Linked DNA regions of Homo sapiens: region 1 is linked to region 2. Evidence: chromatin loops called from intact Hi-C (ENCODE). Cell type or tissue: CD14-positive monocyte. All regions are shown on one strand.

Region 1 (5,000 bases), 330 kb before region 2:
GTGCTGGGATTATAGGTATGAGACACCATGCCCAGCCTGTATTTTATTAAGTACAAAATCAACTACACATATTTGGACAAGAGACCATATGTGTGGGAAGCACACTTTATGTTGAAACCACAGCCCCTAGAAGTTCTCAGATCTGAAACCTAATAGCTAATGTTAAGTGAGCACGTGGGAGCCACCAAGAGATATGGAGCAGGAGAGGGACATCAGGAATGGCCTGTGACAGGAAGATCCCTCGTGTCACCACTGAGGTAGGGTTAGAAAGGCACAGGGGTGAGTTGTGGAGACAACCCACAAATATGGCAAGAGAGAGGTGGGGCAGATGGGAAGGTTCTATCCCCAGTCCCGTCTTTGGGGTCTTCAGCCCTCAAGGCTGACAAATTGAAGGGAACACATGGAGTCCCTCCCTCCCCTGGGGTCTCTGGGAAGTCGCCCCAGGGGCCCAGCTGGTGCAAGGGCAATGGTCAGTGGGCCTGATGGAACCAAGTTAAGGGATGGGAGGCACCCCAACCTGAAGCCCAGTCCCTGCCGCCTCCCACCAGCCAGCCTCCTCTTCCCTGTCCCCTGCCTGTCTCCCCTTTGATCTCCTTATTGTGGCCAGCCTCTCCGGTGGGTTCATGTGGGGGCTGCCTGAGTTAATGAGTTCTCCGGGCGGCAGGGCCCACACGCTCTCCCACTGGGGTGAGGCCTTCACACCTCTGGGGCCTGTGTTTTGACAAGTGCCGGAGCTAGTGGCCTCTGCTCCCCTGGCCCGAGCCTACCCTCTGCCAAACGTGTAAGGCTGGGAAATGAGGCCTTGGGGCAGCCCCACAGGAGCAGAGGTGACAGAGCAAGCTGAGGCCAGCATGGGGGGCAGGCTGGACAGGGCAGCACCCTCTCAGGCTCAGGCCTGGACCTCAGCCTCCCCACTCTACCCAGCCCGCTTCTCACGCCAAACCTGGGTCCTGGGCACTGCCCGGCCCCCCTCCCAGCCCCAAGGCCCTCATTTCCCAGCCAGTCCCTCTGACATAGGAGTACTAATCAGAGGTGCTATGTAAATCGTCCCCTTGCAGACCCTAATCCTGTCCCTGCCGGAGCCAGAGGCCCCAGGAGAAGGAAGCGGCTCTCCTACTGCCAGCCTACTTAGCATCTCCTGGGAAGCTCCTAATTTGGGTGTCCCCCACAGCCAAGGATCTTCCCGCCACACCTCTGCAGCAACCCTCTCAGGGGAGAGATTGTTAGTAGTGAAGCCTCCGCCTTCAGACAGCCCAGGACACTCCTCTGGAGTCTGGCCAATGTGGGCATGAGGCCCTGCCTTGCCATGCACTACCTGTGCCACTTGGGCACCTCGCTCTCCATCTCTGGCCTCAGTGTCTTGTCTGTTGCTGTGCCACAGGGTAATTCCTGCCTTCTGGGCTGAGCATGTGCGGATCAACTCAGGCTGCATGGAGCGTGCGTGCACACTACTGTCCCCCGAGGTCTGGCACTGGGCTGGAGCTTTGCAGGGTCGCTGCTCACACTCACAACACACTTTGATGTGGGTGTAGTGGCCCCCACTTTGTAGATGAGGAAACAGAGGCTCAGAGAGATTGTCCCACCTAACAGGGTGAGCAGGGGCTGAGCTGGCATCCATCTGTCTCTGTCAGAGGCCAAAGCCTCTGTTCTGTCCTCCCTATATCTCCCATGTCTCCTTCGGAGGATGAGTGGCTCCTTCCATCCTGGAGGGAGGTCCTAAGAGTGAAGGGGTTGGGGACCCCTCCGGTCACATTAAGCCTTGCTTCACATCACAGAGACTGAGAAGAAAAAGAGGCCGGGCACAGTAGCTCACGCCTGTAATCCCCACACTTTGTGAGGCTGAGGTGGGTGGATCACCTGAGGCCAGGAGTTCGAGACCAGCCTGGTCAACATGGAGAAACCCCATCTCTATAAAAATACAAAAAATTAGCCAGGCACGGTGGTGGGTGCCTGTAATCCCAGCTACTCGGGAGGCTGAGGCAGGAGAATTGCTTGAACCTGGGAGGTGGAGGCTGCAGTGAGCCGAGATCACACCCCTGCACTCCAACCTGGGCAACAAGAGTGAAACTGTCTCAAAAAAAACAAACAAACAAAGAAAAGGAAGAAGAAGAATAAAGAAGAAGAAGAAAGATGGAAGAAGGAAGAGGAAGAAGAAGAAAAGAAGAAGAAGAAGAGAGAAGAGAGAAGAAAGAAGAAAGAAGAGAGAAGAAGAAAGAAGAAGAAGAGCTTGCAGGCCCCATCTGGACTTCATGGACCAGATCCCTGGAGGATGCAGCCTGAGGATAAAAAATAAAATCTCCCTGAAATTATGCAGCGGTGCCCCACGGTGAACACCCCACCCCAATCAAAAGGTGGGAAAGGCCCTGGGGAGCACCCAGCCCCTGTGGGTCTCAGATCGTGAGGCCTGGAGGCCATGCTTGGGCTGAAGCCCAGAGAAGTCAGAGGGCCCAGCAAGGCGGGCTCACCTTCCCCCACCTGTGCTTCCTTTCCTATCAGCCTCCCGCTGAGGCTCCGCAGCTCCCAGGGCAGCCCCTTCCAAGGACGATCACTCCCTCCCCTCACACCTTCAGCTCTCGGAGCCACTGAGCTGGCAAGCCATATGGAATAGATTATTCTAGACCCACAATAATCTGATTATCTGGCTACAGATCAGCTGGGTGCTCAGCCAGTGGAAGTCGCAGGCAGCCCAGGGGTGACGAGGAGGGAGGGGGTGGGAGAGAGAGACTTGGCAGATTCCAGGAAAGGCTCAAGAGGAAGTGCCGCGTCTTGGTGGGTCTGGAGCTGGCTGACAATGCAGGGTAAGCAGATAGCACGTCTCTCCTAAGGGACGTAGCATTTATGCTCCTTCACTTTCTCCAGGGAAGTGCCAATGGGTCTCAGCCTTAGAGTGAAAAGTGGGGAAACTTGAGGTATAAAGAGAGGAGGCACACTTGTCACACAATGCCACCTGCAAAATGGAGCAGGGGCTCCCGACTGCCTGCTGAGATGTCCTGGGAGACACTGCCTGCCTTGGTGGGAAGGCCCCAGTCGGGACAGAGGGTTCACCCCTGGCTTTCCAGTGTCCACGCACTCCCAACCACAGCCAACAGAGGGCGCTGCCCAGCCGTGTGGGATCTTTGGGTCTGAGCTGGACAGCTCTTCCTCCAATCCTTAAGGACGTTTTTTGGGGCTAGGGCCAGAACCCAGGCTTGGCTCTATTTGGGGGTGCGCTGGGAACTGTGTAGATGTGTCAGGGATGCTGGGCTGGCTTAAGAAATAGATGAAGGCCGGTTCAGTGCCTGTGTGACAGGGCATGTGACCCCAGGCAGGCCGTTTGCCCTCTCTGGACACGTTTGCCCGTCTGTCCACCAGGAAAAGCACGCATCTGTGTGCAGAGACGTGGAGCAAGATGGGAGCCCATCAGAATGAGGAAAAGGATGACAGTTTCAGGAAGGCAGGAGCCAAGCAGAGTTCAACACCCCTCCCCAACACACACATGCCCCAGGTGCAGCTGAGGTAGAAAGAGGCCAGACCACAAGCTGACCGAAACTCGAAACTCTTGCCAGCTCTCGGGTGAGGGTTTGCAGACCTGGCTCAGCTGCCAACTTGGGTGTGCCCAGCCTGCTCAGGCCCTCCAGAAAAGCCCAAGATGGAGCTGTATCCAGGCAGGAAGTGGAGGCTTTGGGCCCTAAGTGCCCCCTCTCCCCTACTGACTGCCCGCAACAGTGGTGAGGTGCTGGGAGGGTGGCCAGCCCCGGGCAGAAGGATGAAGAGTGCAGGGCCGGCCCAGGTCACCAGCCTGGGACCTCATACGAGCTGCCTGGTTCAGGCCCTTGGCTAGCTCCGGGTGCTCCATCTGAGGTTAGGAGAATGCCCCCAAGGTATCTGACTTTAGACCCAGTAAAAAGCAGAGTGGGGCTCCCGGGGCCTAGCTGGAATGCCTGGGCAGGACCTGGGGAAGTGCAGCGCCAGTGGGCGGGGGTCCTTTGCCAGAGGCTGGGGATAGGGCATCCCTGGACAGGCTAGAGAACATTGAAGGGAAGGGGGAGAGAGCTTAAATTGGCCAGATGTGAAATAAAAAGAGGGGTCTTACATGATCTGTACTGACCACGTGCCAAAGACCGAGGACAAGAGGAACTCTATCCTCAGCTCCCAAGGCCCCTCACCAAGAGAAATCCACGATCCAGCGCTTGGCCTGAGCCAAGGAAGTTTTCTTCAGCCTTGTAGATTATGCTCCACCCCAGGCCCTGGGAGCACACAGGATGGCCAGGTGCCTTGGCCAAGGTGCCCCAGGTGTGTGGGCAGTGCTGCTGGCTGCCATTAACCAGGTCAGCCTCAACCATGCACCTCCTGGACTCGACAGGGCTGGGCTGAAGCTTCAGAACAGCCTCACCATGCCCTTTGCCCAGCCATTCCCCTGACAGCAATTCATCCTGATTGGAAAAGATTAAAAGTGCAAGTTTAGACAGACTGCTTAGTGACAAAATCAAGGTGCAGAAATTTCATTCAGTATGGCACCACTGATATAAGCAAAGGCAAAAGAAAATGAAATTTGAAAAACAGCCCGTCTACACAGAAAGTCATAGTATGATACCATGTATTCTGTAAGGGTCTATCGTATATATGTGTATATGTACATAGACAGAGGCCTTGGGTACACACCAAATATAGAAAAACATACCAGGACTTGTTTGGAGTGTGGGTGGGGGCAGGTCTGAGTTCTGGGGGCTGGTCAAGCTTGAATTTTGTCTTCAGTGTTTACATTTTTCACAAGAAGACTACATTCATGTATTACATGTGCAATTTAAAAATAAGTTCTGGTGTACAGCCACACCACCCTGAACGCGCCCAATCTTGTCTTATCTCAGAAGCTAAGTACTAGGATGGGAGACAGCCTGGGAATACCGAATCGTTTAGGTTTCTTTCTTCTTATTATTTTTTTATTATTTAAAATTAAAAAGGCTGGGCATGGTGGCTCACGCCTGTAATCCCAGCACTTTGGGAGGCCGAGGATCCGAGGC
Region 2 (5,000 bases):
CAGAATGAGACCCCATCTGTGCAAGGGCAGGACCCAGAGCCTGTCCTGGGCAGCTCCGGCCTCTCCCTCCATGCTCACCTGATGAGGTCTTGGTTCCCATCCAGCTTCCCCCGGTGCTCCAGGCCACGTGTCCAGGCAAAGATGCTGGCGATGGGGTTGGTGCTGGTGGGCCGGCCCTGGGGACGGGGGTTGCAGGGAGATCAAGAGCCGAGCCAGCTAGTGAGGAGGCTGCCCAGATACAGCTGCCCGCCCCTGGGCTGGTGGGTCAGGCTCGTCCTTCCAGCCCTCAGCCCAGTGGGCTTTAGGCCCCTGGGGTAGAGGGGCATTGTGAGGCCCCATGCCCTGCACTCACCTTCTGGTGCTCCCGATAGTGGCGGGTGACGGTCCCATGAGCGGCCTCAGCCTCAATCGTCTTCCCATCAGGGCAGACCAGGACGGACGTCATCAGGCCAAGGGAGCCAAAGCCTGGAGGGTAGAAAGCCTTTCTCTCAGGGCCTCGCCTCTCCTGGGGCCACCCAGCTGAGCCCTGCTGCCCTCTACAACCCAATATTGTAGCTGCCATAGTTCGTGGCTCTACTCAGCCTCCCCCAGCTGCAACTGGGAGGACAGGGACTGTTCCAGGTCTCTTCACCCTCCTGTGGGTCTCCAGGGCCCAGCACAGGGCTGGAGGGCACTGGAGGGTGGCTATCACCAGCACATTAACATCCATCTGTGTCACCAGCTCCAGGCGCCCCACAGCCTGTGGCCCACAGGGCCCAAGAGGCCACAGAGTCCTGTGGTCCCCCACAGCCTGCCACCCAGCCTGGCTCGTGACCCGGAGGCACATTCAAGGAAAACAATAAAGCTGTGGTCAGCTATTTCCCAACAATCACTTTTGCAGCTACTCTCTTAGGCCACTTTCAAGCTTTTTGATTAATTTCTGAATGCTCCCAAATCCACATGTCAACTCCAGCAAGCTTTTCTATTGTCAAGGACTCCAGGGCTTCAAAGGCACCCCCATGACACCAAAATAAGGATTGAAGAAAGAAAACATGGACAACATCTACAGGAAAATGCTTTGTCTATGAATTCTAAGAATTTTGGCTGTAAGCAATCCCTTCTCCATTTTACCTGCACCTTCACACCATTCCTTAGACACTTAAGGTTCATTTTCATGCCTCTGCCTCATCTGCTATGGCGTTTCATCCTTCTATCCTAGATGGGAATTGTTCGGTGAGAGGATCCCCACTGAACTTTCCAAAGTAAAGCCAAAGGTTTACACAAAGTAACAAGACTCTGCTTTTCATCAGAACCCGTCCTGGGCTTCCCTTTTCCCCATACCAGGAGCTGCCCTGGTAAGCTTAGGTTTCTCTTTCACTCTCTATGTCCTGCCTGTTTCCCACACCTACCACCTTTCCTGCTCTTGTTCCCAACACAATTGGCCCATTTCTCGCTGTTCTTCTCTAATGGTCTCACCTATACTTTATTTTTTATTTTTTATTTTTTTTGGAGACGGAGTTTCACCCTTGTTGCCCAGGCTGGAGTGCAATGGCGCAATCTCGGCTCACTGCAACCTCCACCTCCTGGGTTCAAGAGATTCTCCTGCCTCAGCCTCTCAAGTAGCTGGGATTACAGGTGTCCATGACTGTGCCCGCCTCCATGCCCAGCTAAATTTTTTTGCATTTTTAGTAGAGACGGGGTTTCGTCATGTTGGCCACGCTGGTCTCAAACTCCTGACCTCATCACCTATACTTTTTACTGCAATCTGATTTGTCTTTTAGGACACCCTAGGGCTTGGGGGTTTGCAGGCTTCCCCAACATTCTCTTCCATCCATTAGGTTCACTATGCAAAATGCATTCGCTGTAGTTTAAAGAACCTCCAGTCCCGCTTGATCCCATTTTCCTACTGGAACCAAAGAGTCATGAGGCTCCATCATGGACTGGAGCAACCTTAGGGCTGTCAACCTAGCCCTGGAATTCCTGTGCCCTCCTTTCTCTCTAAGAGCAGCCTCAGTCATACACCAGTCCAAACCTAATTTGTGATCCTCTCTCACTCAGATGCCAGGGAGCTCCTGCCCCCTGCTGTCCACAGAGGACCCTGCAATGAGTCCTGCTCCACTAGAGTTTTCTACCAAAAGGGTCTGAAAATCCCTCCAGCCAGAGAAGACCAACAGTCCACCCCCACAGGGAGCAGCGTCCTCCCAGCGTACCCTGGGCCAGGATGTCTGACTGCACATCTCCGTCATAGTTCTTGCAGGCCCACACAAAGCCACCCGAAGACTTGAGGACCTGAGCCACCATGTCATCAATGAGCCGGTGCTCATACCAGATCTTATTCTTGTCGAAGTCGGTCTTATAGTGCCTGGGAGTAAAAAGGTCTGTTATGGGGAGAGGGCAGAAGGCTGACAGGTTGGGGATCCCTCCCTGAGCCTCGGAGCTGAGCCAAATGCACTCTAATAGCGACCTTCCCAGGGTAGGATGGGAACAGCATGGGGGGAAGGGAAGAAAGGCCACAGAGTACATGGATGAGGCTTTACTTGTCAAAGATCTCCTGGAAGATGTCCTTGAAACGCCCATCGTAGGCTTTCAGTATGGTGTTCTTGGTGCTCATGTACAGCGGCCATTTCTTCTGGATGGCATACTGGAAGCAGCTGTGCGCAAAACCTGAGATGGACTGCAGGGGGAGAGACAGGGCCCTGGCGTGGTGCCCTAGCCTGGCGATTGCCGGCAACCTCCCACCTCCCAGGGCAAGGCCCAGCTCTCCAGGAACGGTACCCCGCCGCCCACGCGACTGTTTAACACCAGCCTCCGTGCAGTGCACACGATGTTTCTGCTGGCCCAGCCTCTCCCTCTCAACTTTGCTTTGTAAAACACCGCCTTTTTTTTTTTTTTGGAAAACACCGCCTTTTTTTTTTTTTTTTTGGAAACAACTTTTTTTTGGAAAGCACCGCCTTAGACTACATGTGGCTGGGGCAGGGCTAATTCCCAGGCCTAGCGCTGGGGTTGACAGTGTGTCCCTGGCTTATCCAATCAGAAGCCTTTCTCCCCAGGGCCTCTGTGATTGGCTCAGAGGTGGTCATGTGACTCAGCCTGGCATTGGAGCTGGAACTGGGGATAAAGAGGCATTCTCTTCTGATAGGGTAGCCAAGCAGGCAGGAGTACGCCTGGAGCTGCTCGTGGCCATTTCTTTTCTTTTCTTTTCTTTTCTTTTTGTTTCAAGAGATGGGGTCTCACTGTTGCCCAGGCTGGTCTCAAACTTCTGGTCTCAAGCAATCCTGCCTTGGCCTCCCAAAATGCCGGGATTACAAGTGTCAGCCACCATGCCCAGCCCTGGTGGCCATTTCTGCCTCTTTGTGGCCTAAGAATGAGGCCATTACAGAAGAAAGGAAAGCCACGAGACAGAGATGAAGAGACAAGCTGGGAGAGGAGGGGCCCAGGATGCCCAAGCCAGCCTCACCTCGTCGGTGTTGTACATGCCCATGCCCACGCCGCCTGCGGGGAAGTTGTACACTTCCCACTCCTTGACACCACTGCCATCTTTTGGGGTGAAGACCATTTTGAAAGTGCCGGCCCGGTCTGCCACAAAGTCTGTGGCCTTGTACTGCAGAGACAAGAGGATGGCTAGGCGAGGAGCTCCAGTCGGGGGGTGCCCAGGTCAGTGGATCCCCTCTCCACCCTGGCCTACCTGGTCGCCATGGGCGTGCCTGCCAATGGTGATGGGCTTGGTCCAGCCAGGGACTAGGCGTGGGATGTTTTTGCAGATGATGGGCTCCCGGAAGACAGTCCCCCCCAGGATGTTCCGGATAGTTCCATTGGGACTTTTCCACATCTTCTTCAGCTTGAACTCTGTGAGGACAGAGATAATAGTGGTCCCACTGCAGCCGCCATCTTTCAACCAGAATTTGAACCCCAAGCAACAACACAGCCAGACGGGGGTCCTAAAATTCTTCATGAGGAAGGCAGTAGAGTCTAGAGTGCAAATGTGTGGGCTCTGGAGTCTGCCAATTTTTTTTTTTTTTTTTTTTTTTTTGAGACAGAGTTTTGCTCCTATTGCCCAGGCTGGAGTGCAATGGCGCGATCTCGGCTCACCACAACCTCTGCCTCCTGGGTTCAAGCGGTTCTCCTGCCTCAGCCTCCCGAGCAGCTGGAATTACAGGCATGTGACACCACACCAAGCTAATTTTGTATTTTTAGGAGAGATGGGGTTTCTCCATGTTGGTCAGGCTGGTCTCGACCTCCCAACCTCAGGTGATCCACCCGCCTCGGCTTCCCAAAGTGCTGGGATTACAGGTGTGAGCCACCATGCCCAGCAAGTCTGCCAGTTTTAATGGTGAGGCTTACAAAAGTGGCTCAACCAAAGCTGTAAAAAAAAATTACTGGAAAAATAACCAGCCTAAGTGTTGTCGTGAGGACGAAATGAGCTCGTGTGTAAAGGGCCTAGAACGGTGCCCGGTCCATGCTAAGTGCTCTGTTGGCCATTATGATTCCCACATCACACATGGAGGGAGTACAGTCCGGGGGAAGGACTTGTCTGACGAAGCCTGACAACACACTGCCCACTCCACATGCTCCGGTCCTGGCCCCAACGCCACCCCAGTTCCTAAGGCTGTGACCCTCTCCTGCCTTGTCCATAAATGGGGATACACAACTCCCAAGGTTCAGGTGAAATGAAGAGCTCAACACTCAAATGATCCCAGTGCTGTGGGTCAGGCATGACCTGCAGGACAGGGGCAGGCCTGGGGAATTTGCAGATGTATCTCGAGTACTTTCCGCCAGCTCCCTCCAACTGTGGAAAGTAGGAAGAGAGAGCTCAGAAAACTCCTCAACCATCCTTTCTCGAATTATCCAAACCTGGCCCCTCTGCACACACACTGCTGTGACTTCATGGAACCCTCGAGAGCGGCCCCAACAGCCAAGGACCAGAAGCCAGTCTAGGCCTGGTGGGGGCACCTCTCAGTGACCCTGCATGACCATGGGGACAGAGGCAGACCTGCAAGGCCAAGCCAGTGGCAGGAGGGCAA

The links. A loop is a pair of places that touch in the nucleus more often than their neighbours do. Peaks named below come from ENCODE experiments on the same cell type or tissue, not always from the same donor. Only the 100,000 strongest peaks of a DNase experiment are listed, where the experiment ranks them.
Region 1: a loop joins it to region 2, with 5 times the contacts of the local background. A loop is called at or near these places in 54 of 110 quality-filtered maps.

What each region holds. Positions count from the first base shown.
Region 1 is chr15:89,757,841-89,762,840 of GRCh38, forward strand. No RefSeq gene overlaps it. Among named protein-coding and RNA genes, the nearest start is that of MESP1, 9.1 kb to the left of the region's middle. RefSeq lists a silencer at 3,544-3,633. In CD14-positive monocyte, CTCF peaks have their summits at 3,067 (motif pointing right) and 3,266; a DNase peak (open chromatin) is centred at 3,091.
Region 2 is chr15:90,084,923-90,089,922 of GRCh38, forward strand. IDH2 (isocitrate dehydrogenase (NADP(+)) 2) reads right to left here. Exons shown (of 11, transcript NM_002168.4): 4 at 3,665-3,825; 5 at 3,437-3,580; 6 at 2,517-2,653; 7 at 2,190-2,341; 8 at 353-465; 9 at 79-176. Among named protein-coding and RNA genes, the nearest start is that of ZNF710-AS1, 5.2 kb to the left of the region's middle. RefSeq lists enhancers at 1-57, 2,163-3,076. In CD14-positive monocyte, CTCF peaks have their summits at 2,086 (motif pointing left), 2,285 and 2,487; a DNase peak (open chromatin) is centred at 2,059; H3K27ac peaks cover 1,812 bases.